Regions from separate parts of the Homo sapiens genome. Here all the other regions are linked to region 1. Evidence: chromatin loops called from intact Hi-C (ENCODE). Cell type or tissue: GM12878. All regions are shown on one strand. Each heading gives the region's core, and the rest is flanking DNA. Links, peaks and the distances in the headings are about the cores only.

Evidence for each region. Peaks named below come from ENCODE experiments on the same cell type or tissue, not always from the same donor. Only the 100,000 strongest peaks of a DNase experiment are listed, where the experiment ranks them.
Region 2: it touches region 1 in a loop (4-fold over the local background); 1 of 110 quality-filtered maps calls a loop at or near these places.
Region 3: a loop joins it to region 1, with 4 times the contacts of the local background. A loop is called at or near these places in 1 of 110 quality-filtered maps.

What each region holds. Positions count from the first base shown.
Region 1 is chr12:11,833,990-11,839,386 of GRCh38, reverse strand. ETV6 (ETS variant transcription factor 6) reads right to left here. Exons shown (of 8, transcript NM_001987.5): 3 at 83-247. Among named protein-coding and RNA genes, the nearest start is that of ETV6, 190 kb to the right of the region's middle. RefSeq lists enhancers at 1-971, 2,743-2,972. In GM12878, for the core only: no CTCF peak of the experiment used is centred there; a DNase peak (open chromatin) is centred at 2,806; H3K27ac peaks cover 4,976 bases.
Region 2 is chr12:11,562,865-11,568,261 of GRCh38, reverse strand. LINC01252 (long intergenic non-protein coding RNA 1252) reads right to left here. Exons shown (of 8, transcript NR_033890.1): 8 at 3,859-4,561. Among named protein-coding and RNA genes, the nearest start is that of LINC01252, 18 kb to the right of the region's middle. In GM12878, for the core only: no CTCF peak of the experiment used is centred there; DNase peaks (open chromatin) are centred at 2,340, 2,781 and 4,271; H3K4me3 peaks cover 724 bases; H3K27ac peaks cover 5,000 bases.
Region 3 is chr12:11,978,033-11,983,429 of GRCh38, reverse strand. No RefSeq gene overlaps it. Among named protein-coding and RNA genes, the nearest start is that of BCL2L14, 90 kb to the left of the region's middle. In GM12878, for the core only: no CTCF peak of the experiment used is centred there; DNase peaks (open chromatin) are centred at 1,057, 2,099, 2,629 and 3,139; H3K4me3 peaks cover 446 bases; H3K27ac peaks cover 2,893 bases.

The DNA.
Region 1 (5,397 bases), core at 134-5,133:
GGCCGGGTGAGGGGTGTTAAAGACCAACCACTAACTAAGAGACTTTCCAAGTTGGGCATATGCCAAGAGTCCAGACTCTCACCTGAATGAGGAGATCGATAGCGAAAGTCCTCTTTGGTCAGCAGCAGGAGAGCTTTGCCATTCATTTCAAACGTGTTGCTGTCAATTGGCCTTAAAGAAAACTCATTTTCAGCCCACTTGAGCCACTGGGCTACGTCATCCCTGCTCCAGTAAATTGGCTGCAAGCCTGTTGGAGAGAGCATGAGGCAGAAAGAAAGAGAGAAAGGTCTTGTCAGTTAGACAGCTGGAATAAAGGGAGAAGGTCTCTGAATAGTTAACAAAATGAGTCTCCACATCTCAAGAGCCCTTATGTTCAACTCTGAGTCCCCTCTCCAGCCCTTGTTTGAGCCGCCCCACTGGGGGCTTCTCGAAGCCCAGAAGCAGCCTCCAAGAGGAGTCCAGGGAGCAGTTTGTACACCAAACCCTACTCTGGGGTGTGCTGTCAGATTAACTTTTTATTTAGAGGCAAAATGAGAAAAAGATCTTTTATGTGTTTAAGGGATGGTAGGTCTTAGAGACCTGCCCTTCCTTGCCCAGTTCCAGGGGCTGTTCCAGGGTGCCCACAGCACCCACAGGGGCTCAGAACTATGACACGTGTCAGTGTGGTTGGAGGGTCCTCAGATTCAGAGCTGATCTGATTGCAGCCCAGCGTCCTTCTGAAGAAAGAATGTTCCAGAGCTGAGCTTGACCTTCCAGAGCTGCCAAATAATGAAATGTTCCCTGAAACTTCTTCCAGGAAGAGCAATTCACTCAGCCTCTGGGAAACCATCAGGCTGGCCTCTGGCAATAAGAGGGCAAAGTAAGGATAAAAGGTCTTCTGCCTTTTTATTCTACTCACTGACATTAGAGCTTCCTGGTGGGGTGGTACTTGAACTCTGAGTAGGAACCAAGTGGGCAGGAGGGGGGTACAGAGCAGGGGCTGAGAGGTTGGCTCAGGTTGGCTCTCTGGGAGCCTGACTGTAAGTCTATAGTTTTATTTTATTTTGCTGTTGTGAGAAATCTTTGATAAGTTAGAACAGTGGTTCTCAAAATGTGATCTTGGGACCCATCAGGGTTCCCGAGACCTTTGTAGGGTGCCTATGAAGTAAAACATCTTGTCATAACAATATTAATTATTTGCCTTTTTCGCTCTCATTCTTTCTTAGGTGGAATGTTCTAGAAGGCATATGATGTGATCTTGCAACAGATTGAATGCAGAAACAGAGATGAGCGTCCAGCCATCTTCCATTAAGCCAGATTTTAAGAGACTTTCAAAAATGTGTAACAATGCTACTCTTCTCACAAATTATTTTTGGTTTGGGAAAATATATTTTAAAATATGTTTGCATTAATATAGAGTTGGCTATTTTACTTGCTAAATTCATAAATATTTTGTAAATACCCAGGTTTAATTTATGTAATAATATGGTAACTACAGATAACTATAACCCATATAAGCAAAAGCTCTTTGGGGTCTCCATTAATTTTTAAGAATCAAAAGGAGACATGAGACCAAATTTAAGAACTGCTGGGTCAGAAGAAGCTGGATGTTCAATGGATCTTCATTCTCTAAAATCACATGGTGTGAATCAATAGCTCAAACAGAGCAATGGCATCAGTGTTGCTAAGAGGAGCTTCCGTCTCTCACTATAAGTTACTTAAACTTGCTACGAAGACTTCACAAGTGTGTTATAAAAGTGTCCCTCAGTTTGATCCTGGAAAAAATTACCTTTCATCCTAAACCAGGCATGCCAAAGAACAATCTGGTTTGCTATATGGGGCTGCTCTTCCTACCTGCTGAAGTGGGGAACAAACGGCTCAAATGCCCTGGAAAATGTCCAGGGCCTCTGGGCATGATTGTCTTCCAAGTGGCTCCTTTGCAAAGTGTAGTTTTGAGGAATGGTAGTTGGCTTCCTCTAAACCTGTGGAAGTCCCCTCAAAACCAAAATTCCTTTTTTGTAGTGCACCAAAAAAAGAACTACTGGGCACTGGAAATCATTAGAGATGAGCATTTAAGAGCTTTTTTCTTGGTGTTTTTAGGATAATTTTTTTTTCACATGGAAACAAATTAGAATTTCAAATAATAATTTATGGTGCATTACTGCTTTATGATCTTTAGAATAAAATACAGCCACTAAAAGTTTTTGTTTTTGACTCCTGACTGGCCAGAAAGTGATGCCTATTAAAAACAGTCCATGGATATGGGAAGTACCAGCTCTCTCCAATGACCTTGAAAACACGTATCTAGAATCACAGGGAGGTGGGAGTGGCAGTGAGGGTTACTCAGCAAAATCTCAGTTTTTGAACTGGTAAAAACCTTAAACCTAACTCCTTACTGTCAATGGTGTCACCTTTGAACAAGAATGGCGCTGCGATTTGTTATTATGGACCTTCCTCTCCTTCACACAGGGAGTTCCCATTAGGGGACACATGTGAAGGTCTGGTTCCTCAGGCCTAGGAAGGTGCCTGGAGGTGAGAGGTCCAGTGAGCAGAAGATGCTCAGGCAGAAACAGGAAAAAGTACAGGGTGGCTTATTGGAAACATGGGCCCCAAAGCAAATACAGAACTGAATCCTGCTTGGGAGGGGAATTGAGAGTAAAATGCTGAAGTTTCTGCAGAGGACACGCTGCAACGGAGGGAGGTGGGTGAGAAGGGGGTGGGGGATGCAAGTAGTAATTTGAGGTTCTTTATATTCTATGGAAGAAAATACTCATGAGTAATCTTTTCCCTAAATACAAGAAGAGTCACACTCCAAACAGCTCTGCCGGTTAAGCACAACAGTTTCTCTTTTCACTTCCCATTAATGTCTCCCACAGCCCAGCCCCTGAAGCAACCAGGGCCACCGTGTGGAAACCCCCTCACCAGGAACCGATGCAAATGCCCTCGGCTTATGTACAAGAGGAACCCAGCAAGTTACAGGGGAGACTGTGGTGATCCCAGCAGTCATACAAAAGTGATCTTGACAGAGCAAGCCACCTGCTCGAGGCCACTCAATACATTTATCAGCGTCGCTGCTCTTCCTTTAGCATAAAGAGTGAAGTAGGTGGACACGTTCACCGAGCTGGAAAGAGGCTGGATAAACTTTGGTGTTCAAAGTCAAGTCCCACTGTTATTTCCTTTGTAATTCAATAGAATAAAAAGGTTGTGGTGTAGAATTGAGGGGGGAAAAAGCCCCTTTTCCTTAAACCTAAAGCCCTTAAGACCTTGTGTGTTAGCGTGTCTAAATGGGATAGAGCCTTGCACCTGGAGGCAATTCTAATCAGGCTGATTTAATTTACTTAATAGTCATTTACTAAGCACTACTATGCACCTAGTACTGCTCTAAGCACTTTATATGAATAGATATTAGCTCATTCAACTGCATGCTCACACAACCCTATGATAGGGATTCAGATTAGGAAACTGAGGCCCAACGCATTTAAGGGACTTGCCCAAGGTCACATAACCCTAGTAATGACAGAAGCGGAGATCTGAACCCAGGCAATCTGGTTCCAGAATCTGTGCTCTTATCCATCACACTGTACTTCGACATGCATGTCCCATCCAGATCCAGAATTGAGACTGGTTTTGAACATCCATTAGGGATTCAAAAAAGACTGAGTGAATTGACTCCTACCCATCCAAGACTTAGATCCTTGGAGACTTTCTCAAATTATCAACAGACTAAAAATATAGCCAAAAAATCTGTAGATCCCTGGAGAAGTAGATTTATAAATGGGAAGAGGAGGGAGGTGTAGGTGGGACTCTGCTTTTAATGCATCCAGGAATAAAGTCCTCCCTTCACAGGCTACTTGCTCCCAGGCACTCATGGGTGCTTGGTCTTGAGAGTCTTACACGGCTCACAGCTGCAAATGGAACAGAAGCTGCATGGGCAGAATGAGGGAGGCACATACATAACTTGCTTTATTTACGGCCATCTCTTGCAACTTTAATTCAACAAAGTCAAAGAATATAGATGTTAATGATCATTAGGAAAAGGAAAAAAAGGAGAGAAGGAGAGAGACCATTACTCTGCACCTATATTATACTATTCCCTGTGCGCATAGCGTGCCTCTTGAGGGCCATTTACTAAGATCAGCATTTTTAATGCCAATTAGTTTCAGAGAATATTTGAAAAGAATTTTGTACAGAGAAAGTGAACTGCTGTGATTAAGAAAGTTACTAAAAATTCTACTGTACTTCTCCCCTCTCCCGAGTAGGTCCAGTATATTGTGTCATATCCTTCAGTGACACACCCAGGCCCTTAAACTTACTTCTAATATTTCTTCAATTCCATGCTTTAATGGGCAGCCACATTCATCAGTACATTTTGACCCTGTTTCAGACTTTCTGAGATGTTCTTAAACTAATGATGACAAACATGTTGGGAGACAGGAGCCTGGATTTTATTCCCAGATCTGCCATGAATTAACATTTGATTCTGGGCAGGCCACTCAGCTTCTCTGTGGCTCAGTGACTTCATCTGTACAATGACGGGCTTAGAGTATGTGATCTCTATTCCCTTCAGGGTTTCATGTAGTCAATATGCTCCTATTTAATTTGAATCCAAAAAACCAAAGAATACCTTACAGCCAGGATCTTTTTCTACAGAATTACTCCATGCCCATGGCCATGACCCTGAGATTTTGTAACTTCCTGAAGGATCTTCTGAATCACAGAAGACAGATTAATGCTTAAGTGTGTTTCATTATATTCTAATTCTTGGAAAAGTTATAATCTAGCTATGGCAATAATCAACATAACTGCTTGCATCGGGGTAGTACTTCAGAGTTGATAAGGTGCTTTCATACATATTACCTCATGTAATTCTCACAAAAGCCCAGTGAAGTCTGTTGCATTCTCTTTTCAGTTTAATAGAAAACAGGGCTTAGTCATCAGGTGATTTTATTGATTTGAGCAACACTCAGTTCAAGCTTTTCTGCTACAGTAGCCATTCAGCAAAACCACTCCTTATCCAAACTTTCTGTATAAACAGGAATTTGCTCTAGGTTCTACGTGCTGGAGACAGAATCATAAAATGTGAAAGATGGAAGCTGAAGCCTGGAAGTTAAGAGACTGACTCAGGATCAACCTGCCCCTGATCCCCTGACTTTTCCCAACATCCCATGTTGTCTCATAACTTGATTCAATGACCCACACCAATTTTGTAACCCTCAACACAGTGAGGACAGTTATCACGTCCTTGCTTAGTCATTTTGCCTCCAGATGAAACGTCCTTAATTGGTCCAAAGATAACTCCTCCACTGCAGTTTGTAGACCCTTACCAACCTGCCTGCCTCCTCCAGAGATCTATGTGGCTTCAATTCCTAAACGCAGCAGTAGGAACAGGACTAGCATTTTTCTTTCTCTGGACAATAT
Region 2 (5,397 bases), core at 143-5,142, 270 kb after region 1:
AGAGTTTATAAAGGGAACCCTTATGCACTGTTGGTGGGAATGTAAATTAGTTCAACCTCTATGGAAAATAGTATGGATATTTCTCAAAGAATTAAAATTAGAACTACCATTTGTTCCGGCAATCACACTACTGGGTATCTATCCAAAGGAAAAGAAATCATTTTATCAAAAAGACACCTTTCATTTGTATGTTTATCACAGCACTATTCACAACAGCAGACATAGAACCCACCTAAGTGTCCATCAATGGATGGTTGGATGAAGAAATGCTACCCCGTAGTATACTAAATGTGGTATACTATTCAGTGGTATACTAAATAGTAGAATACTATTCAGCCTTAAAAAACAATGAACTCGGCCAGGCACGGTGGTTCACACCTGTAATCCCAGGATTTTGGGAGGCTGAGGCGAGCGGATCACAAGGTCAGGAAATCGAGACCATCCTGGCTAACACGGGGAAACCCCGTCTCTACTAAAAAAAAATACAAAAAAATTAGCCAGGTGTGGTGGCGGTAGCCTGTAGTCCCAGCTACTTGGGAGGCTGAGGCAGGAGAATGGCGTGAACCCGGAAGGTGGAGCTTGCAGTGAGCCGAAATTGCGCCACTGCACTCTAGCCTGGGCAACAGAGTGAGACACCGTCTCAAAAAAAAAATAAAATAAAAAAAATAAAAAGAACTCATGTCTTTTGCAGCAACATGGATGGAACAGGAGGTCTATCTTAGGTGAAGTAACTCAGAAACAGAAAGTCAAGTACTGCATGTTTTCACTTATAAGTAGGAGCTAAAAAATGTGTATATATGGACATAGAGTGTGGAATAATAGATATTGGAGACTCAGAAGGGTGAGGAGGAAGGGAGGTTAAGAGATAAGAAATGGGCTGGGCATGGTGGCTTATGCCTGTAACCCCAGCACTTTGGGAGGCCGAGGCGGGTGGATCACGAGGTCAGGAGATCGAGACCATCCTGGCTAACATGGTGAAACCTCGTCTCTACTAAAAATACAAAAAATTAGCCAGGCGTGGTGGCGGGCACCTGTAGTCCCAGCTGCTGGGGAGGCTGAGGCAGGAGAATGGCGTGAACCCGGGAGGCGGAGCTTGCAGTGAGCAGAGATCGAGCCACTTCACTCCAGCCTGGGTGACAGAAAGAGACTCTGTCTCAAAAAAAAAAAAAAAAAAAAAGATGAGAAATGACTTCATGGATATAATGTACATCATTTGGGCAATGGTTACAGTAAAAGCCCAGACTTCGCCACCATGCAGTATGTCCATATAACACAACTGCACTTGTACCTCCTAGGTTTAGATTTTAAAAGTCAACTCACAATGGAATGTAAACATAAATATAAAAATCAAAACTAGGCCAGGTGTGGTGGCTCACACCTGTAATCCCAGCACTTTGGGAGGCCAAGGTGGGCGGATCACGAGGTCAGGAGTTCGAGACCAGCCTGGCCAATATCGTGAAACTCCGTCTCTAGTAAAAATACAAAAATTAGCTGGGCATGGTGGCACGTGCCTGTAGTCCCAGCTACTCGGGAGGCTGAGCAGAAAAATCGCTTGAACCCGGGAGGTGGAGGTTGCAGTGAGCTGAGATTGCGCCACTGCACTCCAGCAGCCTGGATGACAGAGCAAGACTCCGTCAAAAAAAAAAAAAAATCAAAACTATAAACCTCTTAGGAGAAAGTGCTGTAGTAAATATGCATGAACAGCGGTTAGACAAAGCCTTCCAAGCTATAACACCATAGAAAAAAGTGGCCCCCAAAAGTAATAATAATAAATTAGACTTCCTTAAAAAGAAAACTTTTTCTGCTTCAGAAGACACTATCAAGAAAGTGAAAAGACAACCTACAGTAAGAGAGAAAGTATTTGCAAATCATATAACCAATAAGGGACTTTTATCCAGGATATAAAATAACCTCAAAACTTAACAGTATAAGACCACCCAAGTAAAAATGGGCCAACTATTTGAATAGACATTTCTTCAGAGAAGATAACTAAATGATCAATAAGTACATAAAAAAGCTCAACATCATTAGTCATTAAGGAAATTAAAATAAAAAATAAAAAACATGTGATACTGCTTCACACCCACTATGATGGCTATATAATAAAAAAGATGGCCAATAAAAATTGTGGGGGAGAATGCAGAGAAATTGGAACCCTTATACATTGCTGGTTGAAATGGAAAATGCAGCAACTTTGGAAAACTCTTTGACTATTTCTCAAAATATTACAAATAGAGTTACATAGGACCTAGCAATTTCAATGTTGGATGTATATCCAACTGAACTGAAAACACGTGTTCACACAAAAACTTGTACACGAATGTTCATTGCAGCATTATTCATAATAGCCCCAAGGTGGAAACAACCTAAATTTCCATCCACTAGTGAATGAATAAACAAAATGTGGTATAAGCATACAGTGGATTTCCCCTTTCACTCAAAAGATATTTCAAGATATTATTAAACTTAAATTTTAAAATTAGTTTCCTTTGCTTTATGCTAAGAGAATAATAAGTCCTGTGGAATTTGTGATTTCTTAAACTTACTTTTAGACAAACCATTAAATTATAGTAAATATTTCAGGCACATTATAAAAGATGGCATGTGGTTTTGACGCATACATAATTTTATAAGTATTTATTAAATAAAATATGTTACTTACATCAACCATCCCCAACCTTTTCGGCACCAGGGACAGGTTTCGTAAAAGACAATTTTCCCACGGATGGGGGTTGGGTGGAGGGTTTCAGGATGAAACTGTTCCACCTCAGATCATCAGGCACTAGATTCTCATAAGGAGCTCACAGCCTAGATCCCTTGCATGCACAGTTCACATGGTTTGCTCCTATGAGAATCGAATGCTGCTGCTGATCTGACAGGAGGCAGAGATCAGGCGGTAATGCTCACTCACCACCCCCTGCCACCTTCTGCTGTGTGGCCCAGTTCCTAACAGGCCATCAACAGGTACTGGTCCATGGCCTGGGTACTGGGGACCCCGGAATTATATTACTCAGCTGTCTCTACATTTAGGTATTACTTATTTTGCCTGCCAAAGAGTAAAATGTGTTAAAACTTCCCAATACAATTAGTTTCTGTAATTTTCTTCTTGTCTTTCTGTTGTGTTTTGTTCTCTATATATTTATCTAGTGTTTATGAATAAAATTACACAACTCATACTACAGCACAGCTTTATCAATAAAGTGGAGATTTTTACCCTACTTTTCATTTTCTACCTTAAGTTATACTTTGTCAGATGTTAATTCCTGCTTTCTTTTTATTTTAATTTCTTGGTATATCTTTGCTTATCATTTTGCTTTCAATGTTTATGCTTATTTTGGTTTGAGTATGTTTTATAACCTACATAGACTGTGTGTGTATATGCTTGTAAGTGCAAGGGTGTGTATTTAACCAGCTTGAGAACCACTGTCTTTTAATAGCGAAGTTTAAGAAGTTCAACCCATTTTCATTATTATTATTGTTACATATTTTACTATAATACATTATATGTAATATATATTTTTATATTTCACTGTGTCTGGGTATGGTGGCTCATACCTGAAGCCCTAGCAGTTTGGGAGGCTGAGGCGGGAGGACTACTTGAGCCCAGGAATTTAAGATCAGCTTTGGCAACATGAGATCTCCATTTCTACAAAAAGTTTAAAAATTAGCCAGGTGTCATGGCTCACGCCTGTAGGCCTGGCTACACGGGAGGCCGAAGCGGGAGGATAGCTTGATCCCAGGAGGTCAAGGTTGCAGTGAGCTGTGTTCACGCCACTGATCTCCAGCCTGGGCAACAGAGCAAGACCCTGTCTCAAAAAACCAAACCAAACCAAACAAAACTTCATTGCTGTTTTTCTGTTTTGTAATTGCTAGACTATGTTTTGTTTTATTGATGTCTTCTTCGATAATGTTCAAAATTATCAATTACGTTTCTCAATTTTTCAATTGAATAAATCAGAAAAAATGGATATATATAACAGCATAAACATAAAAACCTTACAAGCATTGAATAATATCTTAAATTAAAGGACAAAAAGACTGAGAAAATATTTGCAACAAATAAGATACATATTCACAATACAATCCACAATATAAAAGAAGTCATGAACATCCATAAGAAAAAAATGGGTATAGCAGTCAAAACTGTATTTGGCTACGAGAACCAGCAAAACATACCATAGTGGCTTAACAGATGAAAGGAAGGACTGTTTCACTTGGGTAATAAGAAGTCCCATGGGAATCAGTCCAAGGCTGATACATTGACTCCAAGTATCCCCAGTGTCCCAGGCTCTGTAAATCTTTAGGTTCATGCATTCTTAGTATGCAGTTTTTATCTTTTTGGTTTCAAAACGACTGTTGCATCTCCTGGCAGCTCAAGTGGAAAGAAGACAGAAATTGGAGAGGAATGCACCAGAAGACTTATTTCTCATATCAATAAGGGGGTGGGGGTGGAACATCAAAATTTAGCTTTTACTCTCTCTATAGTGGAGTCAAGTAAGGGAGAAACATGTTGCAAATGGAGATTGGCTTGGCCAAAGTACAGCGCCTGCTACATAGAGAACTGAAATAGAAAATTCACAAAATAAGAAATTAAAAAATAAAAAATCATACCAAAATAACAATCCACTAAATAGTAATCAAAGCAATTTATGAAAAACTCTTTGGCAGGATTAGAAAAGTTCTTATCTCTTTGGTCTGTCCATTTTAAGTCCAGTACCCAATCCTTAGAAAATAATTTAAAACACAGACAAAATGTACCTTCTAGACTATTTATCAGTGTTTTGTTGTTGTTAGTTTTGATTTTATTATATAACCTATACATTTGTTTATGCCAGGCAGCTTCTTTTAGGTTGCAAGGAACAGATACATCTTGAAGTTGCCTCAGTTTATGGTTAATGTTGTAAGAACATATGAAAGCAGGAACAGAATAAAATAATGTCATCAGCCACAAGCTGAGGAACGGGACACACAGGTCTCCCTGAGCCCAGCTATTCTGATAAGAAGCAGCTCTATCAGTCCATTATCTTGCTCTTTAAGAGTGGACATTTGTGGCTCTCGACACAGTGCTCTGCCATTATGACTCAGCTTCTCTCTTTTTTTTTTTTTCTTTTTGACAGGGTCTCATTTTGTCACCCAGGCAAGAGTTCAGTGGCATGATCATAGCTCACTGCAGCCTCAAACTCCTGGGCTCCAACTGCACTGGAGGATACTCTCACCTCAGTCTCCCAAGTAGTTGGGAGTACAAGTGTACAACACTATGCCTGGCTAATTTTGTACAATTTTGTAGAGATGGGGTTTTGCTATGTTGCCCAGGCTGGTCTCAAGCTCCTGGCCTCAAGCAATCCTCCCACCTCATCCTCCCAAAGTGCTGGCTGGGATTACAGGCATGAGCCACCA
Region 3 (5,397 bases), core at 143-5,142, 140 kb before region 1:
GAAGACAGAAATGGCTCAGATCATCACACATTCATAAATGTATATGGTAAAGCATGACAATTAGGCCTTAGACCATTGACTGTGGAGAAGCAAGGGATAGTTGACCATTTGTAGACCTCGTATAGACAGGATTTGTGCTCATGTAGGGTCTAAATTAAATGACTTATGACCTCTCCCAGTTCATTTCTAGAAATGGACTTTAAGTAGTGCTACAGTGGGAAGAACAGAAAAGATTTACCTTGGAGGGCAAAGTGAATTTCAAATTTGTGGGACTTCTACAGTGGACTTTTGAAAGTTCCACAATAGGTCACCATTACTAAACCCGGTTGTGCTATTATCTTGATAAGTAGAGGACGCTGGTTGAACACATTAGAGTTCAATGACTTGAGAACCTGATGACTTAGTCATTTTGGGAAAAGTAAAAATCCTCTAAAATCTGTAAATTTTCTCAAAATTCTGAAAAGTTTTTCCACTGAGGACTTTTTTTTTTTAAAAACCTCCCTTTTGCCCGAGAAAATAACCAGGAAAGAAATCATAAAAATGCTTTTTTCAGATCTCCCAATGTCTAAATATATCAATATACAAAACATGGTAATTTTATGAGTGAAACAAGTTATACATAATGCATTTTTTTGTTCCTAAACGAACAGCATGACTTTATATCTGTAAAGGGCACTAAAAATAAGTTTTGCATGTATTTCAATCCCCTGCCCCTAAATTTTCTTTGAAGAATTTTTTTTTGTTCTTCCATGGCTTAAAATTTCTGAAAAATAAATGTATCTAGTCTGTTCCTTTGTTCTTGCTGCCTGGTAGCTTGTGTTCTATTCCTGTGAAGTTTAGGGGTATGAAATAAACTGTTCTTTTAGCTTAACTGATACAGAAGGCTTAACTCTCTCAAACGCCTCACATTTACCTGCGGTTGTCTAGAGAGCAAAAGATGGGGGATGAGTGTTCTGTCAATGGTTTTAACCAAGTTGAGCTCCTTCATTTCTTTCCAGCTTAGTTTCCATGAGGGCCTGCCAGGTACAATAACATACAGCAAGGACTAAAGAACCATACAGCTAGACAGTAATTTGTCTTCATGACATCACTGAGAGACATTCAGGCAAAAAGGCTGTTACTAGTGTGGGGGCATTGGCAAGAGGATCAGCTTTTGAAGTCTGGACAGTGTGGTTGGGGGCCAACAGTCTTGGGCTCTGCCACCAATTCTGTGGGGCCATGGGCAGGTTGCTCATCCTCTCTGAGGCCTCCATCTATTCACTGAAGGATAAAGATATTGACACAATCTCCATGGTCCTCCTAGGCTTTAACATGCCATGCATCTATTTATCTTGGGAAGATACATTATGAAGTCAGAAGGTCAGAGGATGGATAGAAGGTTATATGTATGGTAGAGTTGGAATTTCTTGTTTCTGAATGGCACTGTGGTCTTTTGGGTAAGCATGTTCTTTGCTGGGCGGTCTTGATTTTCTATGGGGAGGATTGAAAATCCAAGGGAAAGGAAAAGAGGGTTGACAGAAGAGAATGACTTCTTCCGGTGCCAAAAAAGCTCTGTTCCATAGCAGTAATAATTTCAACAACTGCTGTATCCTGTGTGACCTTGGTATCTCTTGGGGGGTAGAGTTGGAGAAGGAATGGTTCCTCAGTTTCTGATGCTGTTTTGTTGGCTTATTTCCTTCAAAAGCCTTCCCTTGAAAGCCTGGCTTAGTTTACAGTCAGCCAGCCTGACACTGGCTCTGAGCTAGTCCTGACCCATTCTGATAATGCCTAGGCCCCTCCCCACTGCCATGGTGATGGAGATGGGCTGAGGAGCTGGGTGGCATTTCTATCCTAGTGATACAAGAGTCCGTAGGGTTCTTTTGCCCTTCCAGAAATGACGCCAAGGGCAGGATTCCCAGGCGGCCACCAGGGAGCCAGATCTTGTTTTGTCTCCAGCTTGGTTGGCAGACTTAAGAGGCTGAGATGAGCATCTGAAGTTCGGAGTGCTTCAGGCTGATTCAAAACTTAAGCTGGGTTCTTTAAAATTTTGAGTGAATTGTCACCAACGTGCAAAATGTACATACGTGCTCTTTCAAAAATGACTAATCTCCACCCAACCACACTATTTCCTTTCTTGCTGCCCACATTTTAACACCACAAGGGTGGTTCTATTTATTGTCAATAAGGCACTGCTTAGATTTCTTAGATCTGAAAATGAAAATAAATGCCTCAGTTTGTATATGAAGTGACGTGAGTTATTATGCATGCAGAAAGTAATTGTGAAAAACTGGAAATAACCTAAACTTCCATCAATGGGGTGTTGGTTAAGTAATTTATGGTAATTTATAAATGAAATATAAGGCAGAATTTAAAATGATGATATAGACATATCTTTGTTGATGAGGAAAATTGTTCTAATGTGAAAAGTGGTATGTAATAGATGACCCCATTTTTGCAAAAATAAATAAATAAATAAATTGCATATACTGTAAATTTGAAAAAAATCTGTAAGCGAGAACTCACCTAGGCATTTGTAGTTGAGAGATGAGAACAAGAATTTCTGGTGTTCAAATGGCCTTAACATTTTCTCAGAGCCTTAAAATTTTCACGACACTGTTTAGGTAGCAGCACCTTGATTTCCAATGCCCAAAGTAGTCCATGTATAAAGGATTTGAATGGCAGCTAATTAGGGGTGATGGGGTTTTAGATGGTTGTGTTTTCTACTCACTAGATTGATTCCCCCCACACACAATAAGCATGTATTGCCTTTGAAATATAATAGTAAACATAAGATAATCAGGAGAACATCCTTTGCTTGTTATGTTTTGGTTGAAATTAATTTAAACCTCGTATAGTTCAAACTGCTACATCTCCTTCCTCCCCTCACTCCCCTTTTGTCTCTAAGTTCTTTATACTCAGTTATTTTGCATAATCGTGTCCCCTTCCAATTAATGGTGATGTCTTGACACATCGCAGGTTGGGAGGAACTTTCCAAAAAGAAAACTTGTTCTTTCTCTATTTAGCCTTATAATGCTGACTTCTTGGCATTCTGGCTCACCTGCAGGGGTTGTGCATGTGGTCTGGGAAGCCAAAGGAGAAAATCAGAAGTAGTCAGAAGAGGAACTGGTCAAGATTTAACCAGTGGAGATTTAACCATCACAGTGGATAATAGAATTGCTATTCTCAATTCATCACAGCACTTAAAGAGAATTATTCATCAACACCCTTGCTGTGACCTCATGGTGGGAGGAGTGTCCTTCTTGCCCCTTAACTTTGGGTTTGGCCAAAAAGAATACTTGTTAGATGTGATGGCAGAGGCTTGAAAAGAGCTTGCGCATTAAAGCTTGATCTTTTTGTATCTCAGTGACCATGATGGGAAGAACTTTCCCCAGGCAGCTGTTATCCACTCAGCTTAGGCCCAGAATGAACACGCTTGCCTACAGCTCAACCTATAGGCTGGAGCTAAGGACAGGTTGGCGTTAAGCACAGCCGAACTGTAGCCTTGCTCAGCCTAGAGCCGCTGAACCACAGTCAGTCTTGCAGACCTGTAGACGTGAGACTAAATTCTTGTGTTGTTGTTGTTGTTGTTTTTGAGACAGAGTTTCGCTCTTGTTGCCCAGGCTGGAGTGCAATGGCGTGATCTTGGCACACTGCAATGTCTGCCTCCCAGGTTCAAGTGATTCTCCTGCCTCAGCTCCCGAGTAGCTGGTACTACAGCCATGCACCACCATGCCCAGCTAATTTGTATTTTCAGTAGAGATGGAGTTTCTCCATGTTGGTCAGGCTGGTCTTGAACTACTGACCTCAGGTGATCTGCCCACCTTGACCTCCCAAAGTGCTGGGATTACAGGCATGAGCCACCATACCCAGCGAAATCCTTGTTGTTTTAAGCCATTGGATTTTTAGGTGGTTTCTTATACAGTATTAATGAGGATAGATTATTGGGATAAATCTGCTAAACAGAACCTTGTGGGTCCCTGCTGGCTAGAAAGGGATTTCTGGCCACTTGTGCATATGGGTATATAAAATTATACAGAGATGTTATGACAATAACCTGGGAAATAAAAGAATATGGTTAACCATATTCCCATCCTTGGTAACCAACTGACACTAATTTTTGATCCAGGGCAAGTGTTTCTTTACCTGATTAATGCCTCCCAGAATTATTTGAGCTCTTCAAATTAAAGATAACATTGCCAATATTGTAGCTCTAGGTCCACAGTCATTCAGCTTGTTGTCAATGCCTGACTATTGAGTGAGTCATTATGAATAGTTTACAAGCTGGGGAGTCTAGACTGTCCTATTGACTCTGGGTTTTCTGTCAATCTAATTTTTTTTTCATATGCCCTCTTTCCTCCCATTTTAGCTTTGCTCGTGTGAAATCCAGCAGGCTGCTAGACAGATCAGAGGTCATGGTGGAGAATGGTGGCAGAAAACTCACAGAGATGGTGGCAGAAATATTAGATATATTTTGCTTTCTGTCCAAGAATTTTGCAATCTGGGGGTTTCCTTGAAGCTGAAATTGTGTTTAGCTTCCCAAGTGCAAGCATTATCCAGGTTCACCTTCTCCCATGCTTGGCAGGAAATGTAGAATCCTTTCTTGGATGCTTGCCTCATGTGCATCAACTGTTAATGCACATTAGACGGCTGCAGCCCAGCCCTGGGATGGCACTCTTGAGGAACATGGGCTCAGGATCATTAGTGCATACAGGTAGCCTGCCATTTCCCTGTAACAATGAGGAATGAGGTCCAGTCAAGGCCTTGACACAAAGCACACCCAGAAGGCAGCATGGATGGAGCTAGAAGCCAGAGCTGCAAGACTCCGGATCCCCCACTGCCTGCCTTTCTTGCCTTCTTCCTTCCTTCCTTCCTTCCTTCCTCTCTCTCTCCCTCCCTCCCCCCCCCTCTGTCTCTCTTTCTTTCTTTCTTTCTTTCTTTCTTTCTTTCTTTCTTTCTTTCTTTCTTTCTTTCTTTCTTTTCTTTCTTTCTTTCTGATGGAGCCTTGCTCTGTCGCCCACTGGCTCACTGCAATCTTTGTTTCATGGGTTCAAGTGATTCTCCTGCCTCAACCTTCCAAGTAGCTGGGATTACAGGCACACACCATCACACCTGGCTAATTTTTGTATTTTTAGTATAGACGGGGTTTCGCCATGTTGGCCAGGCTGGTCTTGAACTCCTGACCCCAGGTGATCCGCCCACCTTGGCCTCCCAAAGTGCTTGGATTACAGGCTTGAGACACTGCGCCTGGCCCCCTGACCATGTTTCAATTGCACCTGTGGATTTCCACCTTCCACCTTTTCTATGCAGGATAGTCTCTGAAAGCAAATTTACTTATGGGCTAATTTATAAAATCAAAGATTTTTAAAAACTATGAAAGTAGTAAGTTGTCAGTATAGGCAGATTGGAATATAGAGAAAA